Linked DNA regions of Homo sapiens: region 1 is linked to region 2. The links are chromatin contacts, found by Hi-C or POLR2A ChIA-PET in ENCODE. All regions are on one chromosome and are shown on one strand. Each heading gives the region's core, a stretch centred on a gene start or an enhancer-like site at or near the end of the contact. The rest is flanking DNA. Distances are from core to core; before and after follow the strand shown. Region 1 overlaps FOXK2 (forkhead box K2). Region 2 holds the start of FOXK2-AS1 (FOXK2 antisense RNA 1).

Region 1 (3,765 bases), core at 1,016-3,515, 34 kb after region 2:
CAGGAGGCTGAGGCTGAGGCTGAAGAATCGCTTGAACCCAGGAGGTGGAGGCTGCAGTGAACCAAGATCCTGCCACTGCACTCTAGCCTGGGTGACAAAGACTCCGTCTCAAAAAAAAATAAAAATAAAAATAAAAAAAAGAGGCAGGAAGGTGCTGCTGGCCATCTGCTCACAGCCTGACCAAAAGCATGGGGATGTGCTGTTCGTCCTCCATCCTGGCTGCCACAGAACAAGCCCAGCCCCAGCCCCAGCCCCAGCCCCAGCCCCAGCAAGGTGAGGGAGGTGCTCTGTGTTTTCATCTAAGTGTGAGCCTCTCCACGTTGATGAGCCATGGAATACATTTAAAAGCTATCCAGATGTCCTGGTAACTTGCTTTTTTTTTTTTTAGACGGAGTCTCACTCTATTGCCCAGACTGGAGTGCAATGGAACAATCTTGGCTCACTGCAACCTTCGACTCCCTGGTTCAAGCGATCCTCCTGCCTCAGTCTCCTGAGTAGCTGGGATTACAGGCGCCCGCCACCATGCCCTGCTAATTTTTGTATTTTTAGTAGAGATGGGGTTTCACCATGTTGTCCAGGATGGTCTCAATCTCCTGACCTCATGATCCGCCCACCTCGGCCTCCCAAAGTGCTGGGATTACAGGCGTGAGCCACCGTGCCCGGCCAACTTGCTTTTTCTTCATCTAGATTCTGACTGCGTCAGTGAGAGTTCCTGTGTGTAAAAATGCATCAGTTGCATACGCACGATACACACACTTTTCTGTATAGACAGTATACTTCAATAGACAGTTTAAAAAAATAAAAGCCGTCCATGCAGATGGATGTAGAAATGAGCAAAATGTGGATCATATGACAGGCGTGGGGGTTCACTGTGCCATTTTCTATGCTTTTGTGCTGACCATGACCTATTTCTTTTTTTTTTTTTTTTTTTTTTTTTTTTTTTGTGATAGAGTCTTGCTTTCGCCCAGGCTGGAGTGCAGTGGCACAATCTCGGCTCACTGCAAGCTCCGCCTCCCAGGTTCACGCCATTCTCCTGCCTCAGCCTCCCGAGTAGCTGGGACTACAGGCGCCCGCCCCCACGCCAATTTTTTTTTTTTTTTGTATTTTTAGTAGAGACGGGGTTTCACCATGTTAGCCAGGATGGTCTCGATCTCCTGACCTTGTGATCCGCCCGCCTCAGCCTCCCAAAGTGCTGGGATTACAGGCGTGAGCCACCGCGCCCGGTGACAGTGACCTATTTCTTTTACCTGGGTTGTGACTGCATGGACACCCACACTATAATTATAATTTATTTGAATGTAGGTTACATTCGAAACAAGATACATTAAAACTGTTTTCAGGTTCTCTATGGAGTTCAGTTACCTTGGAAATCCTTGTTCCCCTTTTCAAAACTAGAAATTAAAAACTGTGGAATAATTTTGGATGAGTTGCCTCATGACACTAAAAAGAGCCGCAAAATATTACAACAGAACGGAGGTGGGGGCGAAACCAGATGCCGGGGGTTAGATCCTCCTGGGACCTGTGTCTTCCCCACATGGCTGCAGGGCAATGAGCTCAGTGCAGGTCCACATGCAGCTGGTGTCTTGGCTAGAAGGGCCCCTGACTTCCCAAGGCCTGAGGTGCCTCTTCCCTGGCCCTGCAACTTTCCTCCACAGAAGCACTTGGGGTCAATGATGGAGTTTAAGTGTCTGGAAGACACTAGGCTGATGAGGGGGCTGTCTCATACAGTCAGCCTATCCCAATTCCTGGCACTGTGTGTTCCTAAAAGTACTTTATTTGGGGCTGGGAGCAGTGGCTCACGCCTGTAATCCCAGCACTTTGGGAGGCCGAGGCGGGCAGATCACCTGAGGTCAGGAGTTCGAACCCAGCCTGGCCAATATGGTGAAACGCTGCCACTATTAAAAACAAAAAAAAAATTAGTCGGGCATGGTGGCCCACACCTGTAATCCCAGCTACTTGGGAGGCTGAGGCAGGAAGAATTGCTTGAACGTGGGAGGCGGAGGTTGCAGTGAGCCCAGATCGAGCCACTGCACTCCAGCCTGGGCGACAGAGCGAGACTCTGTCTTGGAAAAAAAGAAAAAAAAAAAAAACCTCACTGGATTCTGCAAGATTTGTAATGAAGCTCAGTATAGACTAGGAATCTGTTTACAAGCCTGAGACGTCTGACCAAAAATGGAAGGAAGGGACAGGTTAAGAGATGCACTACAGGAAAGGAACACTAGGTGGCAGAAAGCAGAATGGCAAATCCCTAAGTAAAGTTTCAAACCTGTTCAGAGGGCCCTGATAAAAATTCCATTTCCTTCACTTGAACAAACCAACAACTTAAACTGGATTCAGTGTCGCAAACATCCTTCTCCCAGCCTGGCTCTCTCATTCTCCTGTTCTAGTTTCTTGTGGGAATGGAAATTATTACAAATGCAACGTGCAGGCCAATGGTCTGGAGTTTATGAATTAACAGACTCACGAAGAAGCTCTAAGGACTCCAAAGACAGGTTCCTTAGGAACAAAGCCAGACTTTGTTGCAAGACTTCAGTATTAACCAACATCATACAGCCCCACAGAAATGAATCAGATTTAAATAAGTCCCCAACTTTAAGGAGAGTTATATTTAGTGATGTCTCTTTATGCAAAGCAAGTTCAACCAACTAGCCGATTTGTCAAACTATTCCCTACAACCAGTTTCAAAAAAGTACTTGAGGCCACGTCCGGTGGCTCACGCCTGTAATCCCAGCACTTTGGGAGGCCGAGGTGGGCGGATCACAAGCTCAGGAGTTCGAGACCATCCTGGCTAACATGGTGAAACCCCATCTCTACTAAAAATACAAAAATTACCCAGGCGTGGTGGTGGGCGCCTGTAGTCCCAAATACTCGGGAGACTGAGGCAGGAGAATGGCATGAACCTGGGAGGCGGAGACTGCAGTGAGCTGAGATCACGCCACTGCCCTCCAGCCTGGCAACAGAGCAAGACTCCATCTCGGGAAATAAAAAAAAAAGTACTTGAAAGCAGCCCCACAGCCCATCCACCATCTGCGTCACAGCAACGGGACAAACGTCCGTCTGGGACAATCTCCACCACAGGCGCAACTGCTGTGTCCCTGGAGCTTAGCCGATTCTAGTGGTGGTTCATGTCTTAAGGGCTCAGCACACATCCCAAGGTCTAGGGGCCTCTTCGCAGCCACGCCTGTGAATGTGGATCTCATGAACACAGACCCAGAGTCAGACCCCTCCAGAAACATCCAAAGTCCCCGAAAACCATGTTTGTGCTTCTGTGGAGTGACGGCATGGCTGGGAACCTGCATAACAAAAGCCCCTGCCATTCAAGCAGGTCATGTGTCCTTGACATGCAGAGGAGACAAGGCCAGGGCCAACACAGCTCAGGAGCAGCAGGTCTGGTCCCAGGCAGTCCCACTCTGAGAGGCAAGCACAGAAGAGCTGCCTTTGGCCTTGGCACCTGCCTGGGCTGTGGCCTCCAGGATGGCCCTGCTTCCCCCAGACTCCTGACGTCCTTTTCTGCCGTGACACAGATAACTCAGGCGACTCAGAAAAAATGCTCCATGGGTGAGCTCCTTTCTGCCTGTTTAAAAAACAAGTCTGGCTGGGCACGGTGGCTCACGCCTGTAATCCCAGCACTTTGGGAGGCCTTGGCAGGCAGATCACCTGAGCTCAGGAGTTCGAGATCAGCCTGGCCAACATAGTGAAACCCCATCTCTACTAAAAATACAAAAATCAGCCAGGTGTGGTGGCGCGTGACTGTAATCCCAGCTA
Region 2 (4,132 bases), core at 1,633-4,132:
CCTGTGTTTGAATGAGGCCTCCATGGAGACCCCTATGGAAGCAGGAATGAGGGTACACTCCAGCTGGAGCGACAACCCCAGAGTCACCTTCCAGGAAGACACTGGCAGCTCATGCCCTGCGCCTGCCCACGGAACTCACCTATCATCCCACCAAGCCACCTGCTGTCCTGCAAGGCCAGGGCTACAGTGCATGGCCGGAACATCCTGACCCCTCGTCCTGTCAGCCCCACCTCCCATCTGTCAGCACTGTCTTCACGACACACGCAGGGGCCAAGCCCTGAGCCCCGGGTCCCACAGCAGCTGGTGGCAGAGGCAGAACCGGCCCAGGCTGCCCTTGGGGCCAGGGTGAGGATGGAACCCCCTTAGGGCAGGCAGCCCAGCCTCGGCCTATCTGCTCGTGGTGCTGAGCCCTCTGGTACCCCTGGGAGAGTCTCAGGCAGCCTGTGCAGTCCCTCCCTGCACAGGACATTCTAACCCCATGCTTGGGTCAGAAAACTCGGCCACATCCACATAATTCCTCAGTAAAAATACTACATTTTCCTTGGGGTAATACACTACACTACAATTTAGTATAAACATAATTGCTTAATATAGTAGGAACCCAAAAATTTCATGTGACTGGCAGCTCTACTGCAATATTCATTTTTTTGCAGTGGTCTGGAACCAACCCTGCAATGTCTCTGAGTTACACCTACATGTCTGAAAAGGCCTGAAATCTCTACATATGAATAAAGAACTACAAATTTCACAACAAAAAGACAACCCAATTAAATGATGGGCAAAGGACTTAAAAAAAATTTCTTCAAAGAAGATACACAAATAACCATAAAGTACATGAAAAGACGTGCTGGCCAGAGGCGGTGGCTCACCCTGTCATCTCAGCACGTTGGGAGGCCGAGGTGGGCAGACTGCTTGAGCCCCGGAGCTTGAGACCAGCATGGGCAACATGGTGAGACACTACCTCCCAAATAAAAAATAAAAGACTACAAGAGGCCAAAATTATGAGCACCTGTGCAGTGGTTCTCATCCTAGGTGTTCAGCATCCAGGCTGTAGCCGACACTGTTTTAAGGAAAATCATTTCCAGAATCTCCTCTTGGTCCTGAAGTCTTTTCTTAAAGCCCATCTGCCACCTCCTCTCTCTGAACAGCCTCTCTCATCTGCTCAACTGGGCACTGGCTTTGGGGATGAAAACTATGGGATGGAGCATGAAAGCAATAATAGGAAATACTGGTGCTGACAAGACTTTTTTTTTTTTTTGAGATGGAGTCTCGCTGTGTTGCCCAGGCTGGAGTGCAGTGGTCTGAACTCGGCTCACTGCAACCTCCATCTCCCAGGTTCAAGCGATTCTCCTGCCTCAGCGTCCAGAGTAGCAGGGATTACAGGAATGTGCCACCACACCCGGCTAATCTTTGTAGTTTTAGTAGAGACGGAGTTTCACCATGTTGGCCAGGCTGGTCTCCAACTCCTGATCTCAAGTGATCCGCCCACCTCCACCTCCCAAAGTGCTGGGATTACAGGCGTGAGCCACCACACCCAGCCAAGATCACTGACAGACTTTCACGTTCATCTGGAAACAGGCCCTCAGTGCTGACACTGTCCTCTCCTTCCTGAGTGGAAACAGGCCCTCAGTGCTGACACTGTCCTCTCCTTCCTGAGTGGAAACAGGCCCTCAGTGCTGACACTGTCCTCTCCTTCCTGAGTGGAAACAGGCCCTCAGTGTTGACACTAGGACTGTGCAACCATCAGTGAATACAGAACGAATCAGGTGGTTTCCTTTAAAGCTAAATACACTAAGAAAGGCATCTTCAGTAACATTTTAATTTTTGGTTTTATAAGAATTTGTTATATTTTTGGGTTTTATCAATTTTGTTACTCATAGACAAACTTTAATATTTATATCTATATTTTATTGCTGCAGAGAAAAGATATGACTAATAAATGACATTTAAGCCTAAAGTATGTGACTCGTACAAAACCTGTTAGGGAATGTGAGATGGAAAGACCAGGCCACAGACAAGGGAGGATCTGGGCCGCTCCTGCCTGTGTGTCCACACGTGGGCAAGTGGACATCTCATGATGTCTGTATTTGGAGTCCAGTAGTACACTGAAAATAATCCCGTAAAAGCTTTATTTTAAAACATCAATATTTTCAATAGTGAAAAATTAAAACACTTGCTTAAATTTATAATGAAAAATTCCAGATAACTTAAATACATAAAAAGGATACCGTTTTTCTTTTTTTGTTGAGACAGAGTCTCGCACGGTCGCCCGGGCTGGAGTGCAGTGGCATGATCTCATCTCACTGGAACCTCCACACTCGGGTTCAAGCGATTCTCCTGCCTCAGCCTCCCGAGAAGCTACAACTACAGGCACCCGCCACCAGACCCGGCTAATTTGTTTTTTTTTTTTTTTTTTTAGTAGAAATGGTGTTTCACCATGTTGGCCAGGCTGGTCTTGAACTCCTGACCTCGTGATCCACCCACCTCGACCTCCCAAAGTGCTGGGATTACAGGCGTGAGGCACTATACCAGGCAGGGATACGGTTTTTCAAACTGCTTCTAAGAGAGGTGGACCCAGAAAGCCTCTGACCTGCACCGGAGGCTCTTGGCAGACCTGGACTGTTTCAGAAATGCATTCTTGGGCCCCACACCAGACAGGCCTAGTCGGGAACTCTGGGGAACGCAGCACTCTGGCCTCTAACAGCCAAGCCTTCTGGGTGATTCTGACACATATCGAATCTGGGAATCACTAGGCCTCTGCCTTGTCTTCAGACTGGGAGTGACTAAGACCAGAAAGCCAACCGCCTGCCCTCCAACCGCCTGCCCTCCAACCGCCAGCCCTCCAACCGCCAGCCCTCCAACCGCCTGCCCTCCAATAGCCAGCCCTCCAACCGCCTGCCCTCCAATCGCCAGCCCTCCCGGCTTCCATCTCCTCCCAGCTACCTGCAGTGCCACCAGGTTTATCACCTTAGAGCATCCACAGCCACAGTTACCCAGAGAGAAGAGAAGGAGGAGACACAGGGCTTGGGGACGAAGGCATTCAAACAGGTAACTGATGACTGCAAACTCTGCGATCTATCTACAGGCAGCAAGTGTTGCTATTACTTAAAAACAAAAAAAACCCCAGGTAGTCAGTCTTCCCTAGAAAAGGTTCCAGACCTTGTTCTTCCATAAATTTGGGGAGAGGCAGGGTGGTGCTGAGTCAGAGTAGGAGGTACCTGCAGGTTTCAAGGTCTCTGTTCGTAGCGTTCGGTAAGGATTCAAACGTCGTGATAAAGCCTTCTGACCTGTACCCTCTTTCAAAGAAAGCGTGTCGTGGGCACAGAGACAGTTTTAGTCGGTAGCTTCGGATTTGCCTGCTTGAGATCCCGCAAGCGCCAGGATCAGCCACACAGCCGGCAACAGCCCACATGTACCCAACCCAGAGCAGCGGGAGCCCACACCTGAGCCAGGCCCCAATGCCAGAGTTGACTCGGCAGCCAGCAGGGACTCCCACCCTTTCCACACTCCACAGGGCAGGGCGAAGGTAGATAACCCGGTGTCGGCGCGGAGGTTCTGGTGTCTCCACTTGTCAATGTCAGAACATCCGTGCGGTTTTCTGTGCACCGGCCTCGGACGGACTCTGAGAGCAAAGCGCACAGAAAAGCAGCCTCTCTCCCACCCTCAGCAGCATAGCACCGCCACAGGCCACAGGGCGCGCGAGGCCAAGGGAAAAGACACGCGGCGGCTCCCGCCGTTTCAGGCCGCTTCCAGGCCACACCCAGGAAATCTACAAGAGGCGAGAGTATTTTTCCCTCTCAATGTATTAGAAACTCTCATCTCTTTTCAGGCAGGTCCTCCCACGGGAATCCCATGACGGCCGACTCCACGACCACTTCCCCAGCATGACTAGATTTCCTGCAGCTTCGAAATGCAAACATTGCCTCAGACAAAAGCTAAAATTGTTACAGTCAGAACCGAAACCACGAGTGAGAAGGGGCTCTGCTCCCAGTACCCACAGCCACGGGGAGCCACCGACCAGCATGTCTTACCATTGTTCACCTGGCCGTGGACCGCAGTGGGGACTGATGCCACGTGAGTGCCGTTTTGTGTTACAGTTTTTATTGGTAGCTGGTGTTGACCTAGAGGTGCC

What was found. Hi-C counts contacts between places; a loop is a spot of excess contacts on that map. ChIA-PET counts read pairs that join two places held with the same protein, here RNA polymerase II (POLR2A). Pooled maps may share reads with other maps.
Region 1: a loop to region 2 is called in a map of dorsolateral prefrontal cortex, with 2.4 times the contacts of the local background. The contact joins the enhancer-like site here to the promoter of FOXK2-AS1 in region 2. A Hi-C loop is called at or near these places in 2 of 168 maps with a recorded cell type or tissue (dorsolateral prefrontal cortex and sigmoid colon), 1 of 37 single-sample maps with no recorded cell type and 4 of 50 pooled maps. POLR2A ChIA-PET finds 5 or more read pairs at or near these places in 7 of 52 experiments (AG04450, GM12878, HepG2 and 4 more).

The regions. Positions count from the first base shown.
Region 1 is chr17:82,553,064-82,556,828 of GRCh38, reverse strand. All of the region lies in intron 1 of FOXK2 (forkhead box K2), which reads right to left. Among named protein-coding and RNA genes, the nearest start is that of FOXK2-AS1, 33 kb to the left of the region's middle. RefSeq lists a silencer at 3,313-3,484. Within about 2 kb of position 2,265, at least 13 of the 41 ENCODE cell types and tissues checked have a DNase peak (open chromatin) inside an H3K27ac peak, as active enhancers do; they include GM12878, where a contact is called at or near this core.
Region 2 is chr17:82,587,172-82,591,303 of GRCh38, reverse strand. It overlaps FOXK2-AS1 (FOXK2 antisense RNA 1), which reads left to right and starts at 2,882. Exons shown (of 3, transcript XR_001753132.3): 1 at 2,882-3,048; 2 at 3,830-4,074. FOXK2 (forkhead box K2) reads right to left here. Exons shown (of 9, transcript NM_004514.4): 8 at 4,032-4,132. RefSeq lists a silencer at 3,585-3,785.